Linked DNA regions of Homo sapiens: region 2 is linked to region 1. A link is an interaction called in ENCODE POLR2A ChIA-PET data of the cell type or tissue named here. Cell type or tissue: OCI-LY7. All regions are shown on one strand. Links, peaks and the distances in the headings refer to the core of each region. The heading gives the core; the rest is flanking DNA.

Evidence for each region. ChIA-PET counts read pairs that join two places held together with the same protein. Peaks named below come from ENCODE experiments on the same cell type or tissue, not always from the same donor. Only the 100,000 strongest peaks of a DNase experiment are listed, where the experiment ranks them.
Region 2: POLR2A ChIA-PET joins it to region 1 with 11 read pairs; 2 of 35 experiments call an interaction of 5 or more read pairs at or near these places.

The regions. Positions count from the first base shown.
Region 1 is chr20:52,622,742-52,627,143 of GRCh38, reverse strand. The region is part of intron 2 of LINC01524 (long intergenic non-protein coding RNA 1524); the gene reads right to left. The region is part of intron 7 of LOC105372666 (a long non-coding RNA gene); the gene reads right to left. Among named protein-coding and RNA genes, the nearest start is that of LINC01524, 4.1 kb to the right of the region's middle. In OCI-LY7, for the core only: no CTCF peak of the experiment used is centred there; no DNase peak of the experiment used is centred there.
Region 2 is chr20:53,224,872-53,229,273 of GRCh38, reverse strand. All of the region lies in intron 1 of TSHZ2 (teashirt zinc finger homeobox 2), which reads right to left. Among named protein-coding and RNA genes, the nearest start is that of TSHZ2, 250 kb to the right of the region's middle. In OCI-LY7, for the core only: a CTCF peak has its summit at 2,427; DNase peaks (open chromatin) are centred at 1,093, 2,293 and 2,823; H3K4me3 peaks cover 2,322 bases; H3K27ac peaks cover 1,777 bases.

The sequences.
Region 1 (4,402 bases), core at 86-4,085:
TATTGTGATGTAAAAAAAAAATGATGATGAGCAACTCGGAGTTGTCAAAACAAACAAACAAAAAAGGAAGTTATCCAGCAGATTATGTAACATATAGATTTACATTTAAAACCATGATCTGATATTTTCTGTACTAGAATATAGGCTCCAGAACAGCAGGGATCTTGTGTTTTTTCATGCTTTTTACTCATATTCTTAGCTTGGCACATAGCAGGCATTCCATAAATATCTATTAATAAATAACTTAATCGGTAATGATGAGGTTTACATTTTTCAGAGATAGCCTCAGTCATCTCTCCCATTCCATAGGCTGGCTTACAATGTGATCTTGCTATTCCCTCATCAAGAAGTATAGTCTAGGCCTGGTGCGGTGGCTCATGCCTGTAATCCCAGCACTTTGGGAGGCTGAGGTGGGCAGATCATGAGGTCCGGAGATCGAGACCATCCTGGCCAACATGGTGAAACTCCGTCTGTATTAAAAATACAAAAATTAGCTGGGCGTGGTGGCAGGTGCCTGTAGTCCCAGGTACTTGAGAGGCTGAGGCAGGAGAATTTCTTGAACCTGGGAGTCAGAGGTTGCAGTGAGCCGAGATCGCACCACTGCACTCCAGCCTGGCGACAGAGTGAGACTCCGTCTTAAAAAAAAAAAAAAAAAAAAGTATAGTCTAATTCCCAGCCCTTGAGCCAAGGCAGGCTTATGACAGCTTTGATGGATACATTATGACAGAGGGAATGCTACGTGACTTCCAAGGCTGTCAGGAAAAGCCATACAGCTTCCCTCTCTGGTTTCTCCTGAGATGCTTATTCTGGAGGGAGCAAGAGCTGCTATTCAAGAAGTCCAGCTACACTGAGACCATCGTGGTGAAAGGGTCACATGAATGCTCTGACCAACAGCCCCAGTTAAGGTCCCAAAGCTGCCAGCCATGGCAATGGCACAACTTGGACATCCTTCAAATGACTACAGCCTCAGCTTCACCCAATATCAGACTGTACTACACGAGGACCTCCAGGTGAGAACCAGTCAGCTGAGCCCTTTCCTAATTCCTGACCCAGAAATCATGAGCAAAACAAACTTGTGAGTTTAAATCACTAAATTTGGGGATCATTTGTTACATGTTACTAGATAATTAAACAATAAACCTCCTCCCAAATACATGTTATGGCTCAATATTTTTTATTTTTTATTTATTTTATTTTATTATTATTATTATTTTGAGACAGAGTCTCACTCTGTTGTCAGGCTGGAGTGCAGTGGCGCGATCTCAGGTCACTGTAACCTCCACCTCCCAGGTTCAAGTGATTCTCCTGCCTCAGCATCCGAGTAGCTGGGATTACAGGCGCATGCCACCATGCCCAGATAATTTTTGTATTTTTAGTACAGACGGGGTTTCACCACGTTGCTAGGATGGTCTTGATCTCTTGACCTCGTGATCCACCCACCTCAGCCTCCCAAAGTGCTGGGATTACAGGTGTGAGCCATCACGCCTGGCCTACTTTTTATTTTTTTGAGATGGAGTTTTGCTCTGTCTCCCAGGCTGGAGTGCAATGGCTCGATCTTGGCTCACTGCAACCTCCTCCTCCCAGGTTCAAGCAATTCTCATGCCTCAGCTTCCAAGCAGCTGGGATTACAGGCAGCCACTACCAACCCTGGCTAATTTTTTGTATTTTCAGTAGAGACAGGGTTTCACCATGTTGACCAGGCTGTTCTCAAACTCCCGACCTCAGGTGATCCGCCTGCCTCAGCCTCCCAAAGTGCTGGGATTACAGGTGTGAGCCACAGCGCCCAGCCATGGCTTAAGATATTTTTTAATAATACTATGAAGCCATTGCAAGTCATGAAACATGTAAAACTAATAAGCATGAGGTTCATTTCTAATAGTAATTTTATTTAGTGAGAGCAATGATATTTTGGTACTATTCACAAATAGAATAATTAGATTACAAGTAATTTCAGTTTTATCTTATCAATTTGTAATAGACCTAATGTTTGTGTCCACCCAAAATCCACATATTGAAATTCTAATCTGCAAAGTAATAATAGGTTGGTGCAAAAGTAATTGCGGCTTTTGCCATTACTTTTAATGGTAATGCCAATGGCACAACTAGGACATCCTTCAGATGACTGCAGCCTCAGCTACAGCCAATTCGTTTTAATGGCAAAACCACAATTACTTTTGCACCAAACTAATATTAGGAGGTGGGGCCTTTAGTGGGTAATTGGGTCATGAGAGTGGAATCCTCATGAATCCTATTCCCTCATCAAGAATTGTAGTCTGGCCAGGCATGGTGGCTCACGCCTGCAATCCCAGCACTTTGGGAGGCTGAGGTGGGCAGATCACCTGAGGTCAGGAATTCAAGACCAGCCTGACCAACATGATGAAACTCTGTCTCTACTAAAAATACAAAAAGTAGCCAGGCGTAGTGGCAGGCATCTGTAATCCCAGCTATTTGGGAGGCTGAGGTAGGAGAAACACTTGAACCTGGGAGGCGGAGGTTGCAGTGAGCCGAGATCATGCCACTGCACTCCAGCCTGGGCAACAAGAGCAAAATTCTGTCTCAAAAAAAAAAAAGTTTAGTCTAATTCCCCAGCCCTTAGGGCAAGGCAGGCTTGTAACTGCTTTGATGGACAGATCCTATTCATGAGGATTCCACTCTCATGACCCAATTACCCACTAAAGGCCCCTTTTGTCATGTCAGGATACAATAGAAAGTCAGTAACCTGCAGCCTGGAAAAGGACCCTCATCAGAACCTAACAATGCTGGCACCCTGATTTCCGACTGCCAGCCTCCAGAACCATGAAAAATAAATGTTTGTCGTTTAAACCATCCAGTCTATGGTATTTTTGTTACAATGGCTCAAACTGAGTCACCATTTAAAATTATAACTGCTTATGTATGCTTTCTAGTGGACATAAGATATCAATACTTCAGTGCAAGTATATAATTTATAAATAAGTAAACAAATATTGGGAACGCATGTTTAAAATATTTCAAACTGAAATGTAAGATTAAATTGCTAGCTTAGTAAATGAAGAAAATAAATCAAACCTCTCCCAGCATCCTGCACAACATTTCAGGAGGTTCTTGGACTTTTGTCATAGAGACCTGGCCTCACTTTAATGAATCCCATCTTGGGTATCCAGCAGGCAATGTGCACAGTGCTTGTGTGCCGTCTATGCTGCAGTTGACAGACCTCTCGGATTCATCCCTGTTCTGCTTCTCACTCCCTCTGCACATTTAGGCAAATTACTCTAACCTTCCCCTCCACCCTTTTTCTTGAGACAAGATGGAGTACAGTGGTGTGATCACAGCTCATTGCAGGCTCAACTTCCCAAGCTCCAGTGATTCTCCCACCTCAGCCTCACAAGTAGCTGAGACTACAGGTGTGCGCCATTGCACTCAGCTAATTTATTTTATCTTATTGTTGTTATTATTATTATTATTATTATTATTATTATTATTAGAGACAGGGGTCTCACTAGGTTTCCCAGGGTGGCCCCGAATTCCTGGGCTTAAGTGATCTTCCCACCTCAGCCCCCCAAAGTGCTGGGATTAGAGGTGTGAGCCACCACACCTATCCTCTAACTTTTTTCTGAGCCTCAGTTTCCTAATCTGTAAAAGCCGACTTATAAAACTAGATAGCTCGTAGGGTTATCGTGAATATCAAAGGAAAAACTTTCAGTAAAAAAACCTATTCAGCACTGTAAGTGCGTAGCAGACTCAGCACAGGTAGTCAACACTCAATAAACATCAGCTGCATCTTCATCCTCATTATTACGAGGGGCAACCTCCGAAAGAACACATGAAAGACAGGAAAGGCATGCACAATGGGGCCATAGAACAGATGTGATGGTCCTAAGGACTCGAATGGGGAAGATGCTAACTCTTATAAAGAGAAAAAAGAATAAAAATCATGAAACTACCACAGTACCAAGTGCAAAAAAATTCTGGGATAGCAGTGATTTGGAGAAATACATTGGTGAGAATATGAAGTTCTGTAAACTTTCTGGAAAGTAATCATCTGTGTTCATTTAAATAGAAGTATACATACCCTTTGACCCAGCAATCCTACCTTTGGAAATATATACAAAAGCAATAGTGTACAAGAATATGTTAAAAAAAAATGATGTGTGTATGTGTGTTTATGTATATAGGCATACATATATACATGCATATACATGCATGCATTTGTGTCTGGTTATAACACCATAGAAAAATGACTAGAAGGATATGCACTAAGCTGTTAAAATTAGTTACTTTAAGAAAGGTGAAGATGGAGAGGAATAGAGCAAAAAAAATTTCTTATGCACTAAATTGCTACCCTTGCTATAAATCACTGGTATTTATATATATTTTTTTTTAATAAAGAAACTAGAGAACTTGAACTTTCACTGTGTTATCT
Region 2 (4,402 bases), core at 334-4,333, 600 kb before region 1:
CGTACTGGGTTAGCTGCTCCTCTAGGGGGTGGGGCTATTGGAAGAAAAAATTGATGGAAGTCACTTTGGGGCTCATTCATTACAATTTACTGAGCTTTCATAGCCAATCGATGCTTCCCAAACTAATGCCATCCAGCTCAGGGTCAAGCCCCTTCAGCCCGTTTCTAGAGGTTTCAGTGAAGACAAAATGCTCCTGTTCTGATTCCTGTTTCCAGAGAACTCTAAAAAGCAAAGGTGCAAAGAGTGTGTTGACTCCCGAGTATGGGTCAAAATCATTCTAGAAAACTGATCTGAAGAATGATCGTGTGAGACACTCATCTGGAGAATTTTGCAAGGTCATCCCGCCTGTTGAGACATAAAGGGACCCTTCTATTACAGTGGAGGGAAGCTGTGTCTTTCGGGCACGGATTCTCAACCAGGAGGAGTTGGGGGGCATTTTTCCCCCCAACTGGACATGTGACAAAGTCTGGAGACAATTTTGGTTGTCTCAACTCGGGAGGTGGTGCCACTGGCATCCAATGGGCAGAGGACAATTTTGGTTGTCTCAACTCGGGAGGTGGTGCCACTGGCATCCAATGGGCAGAGGACAATTTTGGTTGTCTCAACTCGGGAGGTGGTGCCACTGGCATCCAATGGGCAGAGGACAATTTTGGTTGTCTCAACTCGGGAGGTGGTGCCACTGGCATCCAATGGGCAGAGGCCAGGGGTGCTGCTAAGCCTCCCAAAATGCCCAGGACAGCCCCAAAACAGAGAATTACCGGACCCCGAATCTCAATAGCGCCAAGGTTGAGAAACCCTGCTTTGGAAGCTATTTTACTGCTTATAAGCTCCTAAAAGACTGTTATATCGCTTTTTACAAATTAGTAACTCTCAGCAGTTATAATTCACAACCTGAGCAGAAAACACAGGAATAACTGTGAGCTCTAGTCCTGAAAGTTGTGAAGTTCCATTCAAACAACTTTAGCTGGAAAAAGTCAGTTGGAGATGAGTTTTCTCATTCATGGTGCCTTTTCATCAACGTTGAAAGGGAGAGTCCTATGTGGTCGACTTCCAGAGGCACAGAGTCCTGAGGCTAACTTCACAAAACCAGGGTTTCTGTTTCACATCCTTCTCCCATTCTGTCTCTGTGAGTGTGTGTGTGTGTGTGTGTGTGTGTGTGTGTGTGTGTGTTTTGGGGGCCAGCATCCACCTCTGTATCAAAATATCTTAAATGATACCAGCAACAAACCAGAATCAAAAAAAAAAAAAAAAAAACACCATTTGAAATTATAAAGATCAGCAGTTTGCTACGTACTTGGGCCCATTTGATATAAACTTTGTTTTTATAAAGTATACCGTGGTAAAACTTTGAAACTTCAGTTCGTTAAAAATAAGAAAAAGGAGAGAAAAAAGGAAGAACGAAAGAAAGAAAAATGAGGAAAAAATACTGTAACAGCCTCACTCCCTTTGAAGTCAGTACTGATATAGCTCTGAACAGATCCATTCAAGTTCAACTAACATCAGACAAATGTTTAGTGTATCAGAGCAAGCCACGAAAGCAAGGATTTCATCAATATTTCACAACAGCCTCAGGGAAACTGTAGATTGCAATGCTGTAGGGCAGCTAATGGAATTACACACAAGGGTTTTGTACATTTAAAATAAGCAGCTACTAAAAAAAATTACCCTTCAGTTTGATAGAAACTGTATAAAACTGCAGATAAGAAACAATTAAATCACTCCCAACATTTATCCATGTCACTCTGATAGGTCATTTAATAACAGGTATTACTCTGTGTGTGTGTGTGTGTGTGTGTGTGTGTGTGTGTGTTTTCCTCCCCACTTACTAAGGCAATAATAAAGATTAACATTTATGAAAAGAAACATAAAATATAGCACAGCCAAATGAATAATTAAAGACAGTTTTGAAGAACGCTTGCCATTGTGTGCCCATGAAGTCTTTTCCACAGTCACCAAATATGTTTATACAAAATATAATTATAAATAGACAGAGGCTGCACGGGAGACCCACTGACCCTTGTTTGTTTTGATGTTAAAAAATAACTTTGAAGTATTTCCTAGGAATGCATGGGTTTCTCCGGATCTCATACATATATTATCATCTAGTGAGGCTCAGGACACCGAGAGGCTGGCTTTCTCTTTTGGAAGGTTTACAGAAATAGGCCTGGAGTTTGCAAAATGCTATTCAATAAGCCGGTGTGAGATCAGCATTTTCTTCCCTAAAGTCCTTTGTTGAAGTAAAAAATTCTGCATATGAAAGCAAATTGCATTTTCTAAACTGATACTTCCGTGACCACAAAAACTCACCTGACTTTTCTAACCCTTGGAGTTTCAGTTCCCCGAACAACAACCCTACTATTTATTGAAATTTCACATAAGGAGGACTTTTCAGACACCGCTGGATCTAGATCTCAACGGGGGGATTTTGCCTCCCAGGGCACAATATCTGGAGTCATTTTTGTCTCCAACTGGATGAGGTAGGAATGGGGGTGCTACTGGCATCTAGTGGGTAGAGGCTGAGGAGGCCACTAAACACTGATAACACAGGACGGTACCCGGTAAATAATTATCCCAAATGGTAATATGGCCGAGCCTTAGAAATCCTGTTCTAAATACACCATTTGAACACCTGAGCTTTATTAGGATAATAATAATACCCTTGTTAATATGGTATCCTAACTTCCAAATCATTCCCTGGTTTCACACACATCTATTAAAGAGCTTCTAAGTGAAACTCACAATGCTAAGTCCTTTGGAGAATAAGGATTTGACACGGTTACTGGCCACAGACTATTCTAATTAAGAGAGAGAGTTACACATACACACACACACACACATACACACACCGACCCACACACTTCATGACAATAACAGCTGCTATTTACTGAGCACAGAGCAGGTAAGAGGTGCTTTGCATACAATATTTCATTTTACCTTTATAACAACTGTGCAGGGGAAATATTTTTGTTGTGTCTTTTTTACAGATGAAGGGACACTGCCCAAGGTTACTGACAGAATACGGCAAGGCTGAGACCCAAATCCTAGGCCTGTCCCCAAAGCTCCCATGGCCACTGGGTTTATTAGTAGCTGAGTTAGCATTGTGTTTGTGTGCATGTGTGTGTGTGTGTGTGTGTGTGTGTGTGTGTGTGTGTGTTAAATTTAGTCTGTGAGCCATCTTCTTTAAACTTATGGTTTTCATCCTTTTCATGATAATGTCTATGTATACATACTTTATCATATACATGTATATTTATTCTTTATGTCACATATATTCCTTATTATATAACTTTATAGCATTACAAAAACCTTTGATAAATGTGGAATTATACATAAATACATCCATAGTAGAATTTTTCACTTATTTTCCAAATAACTTAAAGTTGAGTATATTTAAACCGATTCCCTCTTTCCCTGTTACAATTTAGAGCTGTAATAATATTGGAGGAGCAACCAGGCCACTTTTCATTTGTCAGAAATTTCTTTAGCAGAGCTCCGGACATCATGGAAAGAGACTTGCTTTTGGAATTGAGATAACTGGGTTGAAGCCTCAGTTCTGCCAATGAACAAGCGGTGTGATTTTAGGAAAACTGCTTGGTTTTTCTGAGTACCAGTTTCTTCGGCTGTAAAACAAAACTACCAATAGTTGCCATAGCGGAGTTGCGAAGATTTGAATGATTAAATGACATGATACCTAATAAAATGCTTTGCAGACCCTGCAGTGTTAAATCAATGCGAAGCCTGCATCAATACGAACATTCCCTTCTTCCAGCACTGAGGGCGAAGTCACCTGGGAAGCTCTGGCCTTCCAATCTCCGTTAACCTTCGTCAGAATCCAGCTCTCTCCGTTAATGGGTCAATCAATCAATCACTCAATAGTTATTGAAAGCCTACTATGTACAAGACCCAGGGGACCCATGATGGGCTCTCGTCAATAGAAGTACACAATTAGCAGGCATATTTTGACTTAACCTCTGGTTGGCTTCCTAATGGAATGGTCTGTAAGTATGGGAGGAGGTGAGTGGGAAGAGAAAGAAGAGTGGGTCTGCCTTCAATAGTCTCTTTCCCTTAAGAAGTCAATAACAGGAGATGGTTTAAGCCTGGGATTGGCCACCTATGGCCCACAGGCCAAATCTGACCCACTGCCTGTTTTCACTAATAAAATCTTATTGGAACATCGCCATACTGATTCATTTACTTAGGGCTGCTTTTGTGCTACAAGGGCAGAGTGGAGCAGTTGCAACAGAAACCATACTGCTTGCAAAGACAAAAATATTTACTCTTGGGCCTTTTACAGAAAAAGTTTGATGACTCTGATTTAAGCAATTACAGGAATAATTAATCATCTCCAGTTCTTGTGGGACAGGGTACACATAACCCAATGATAACAACCATTTATTAAGTT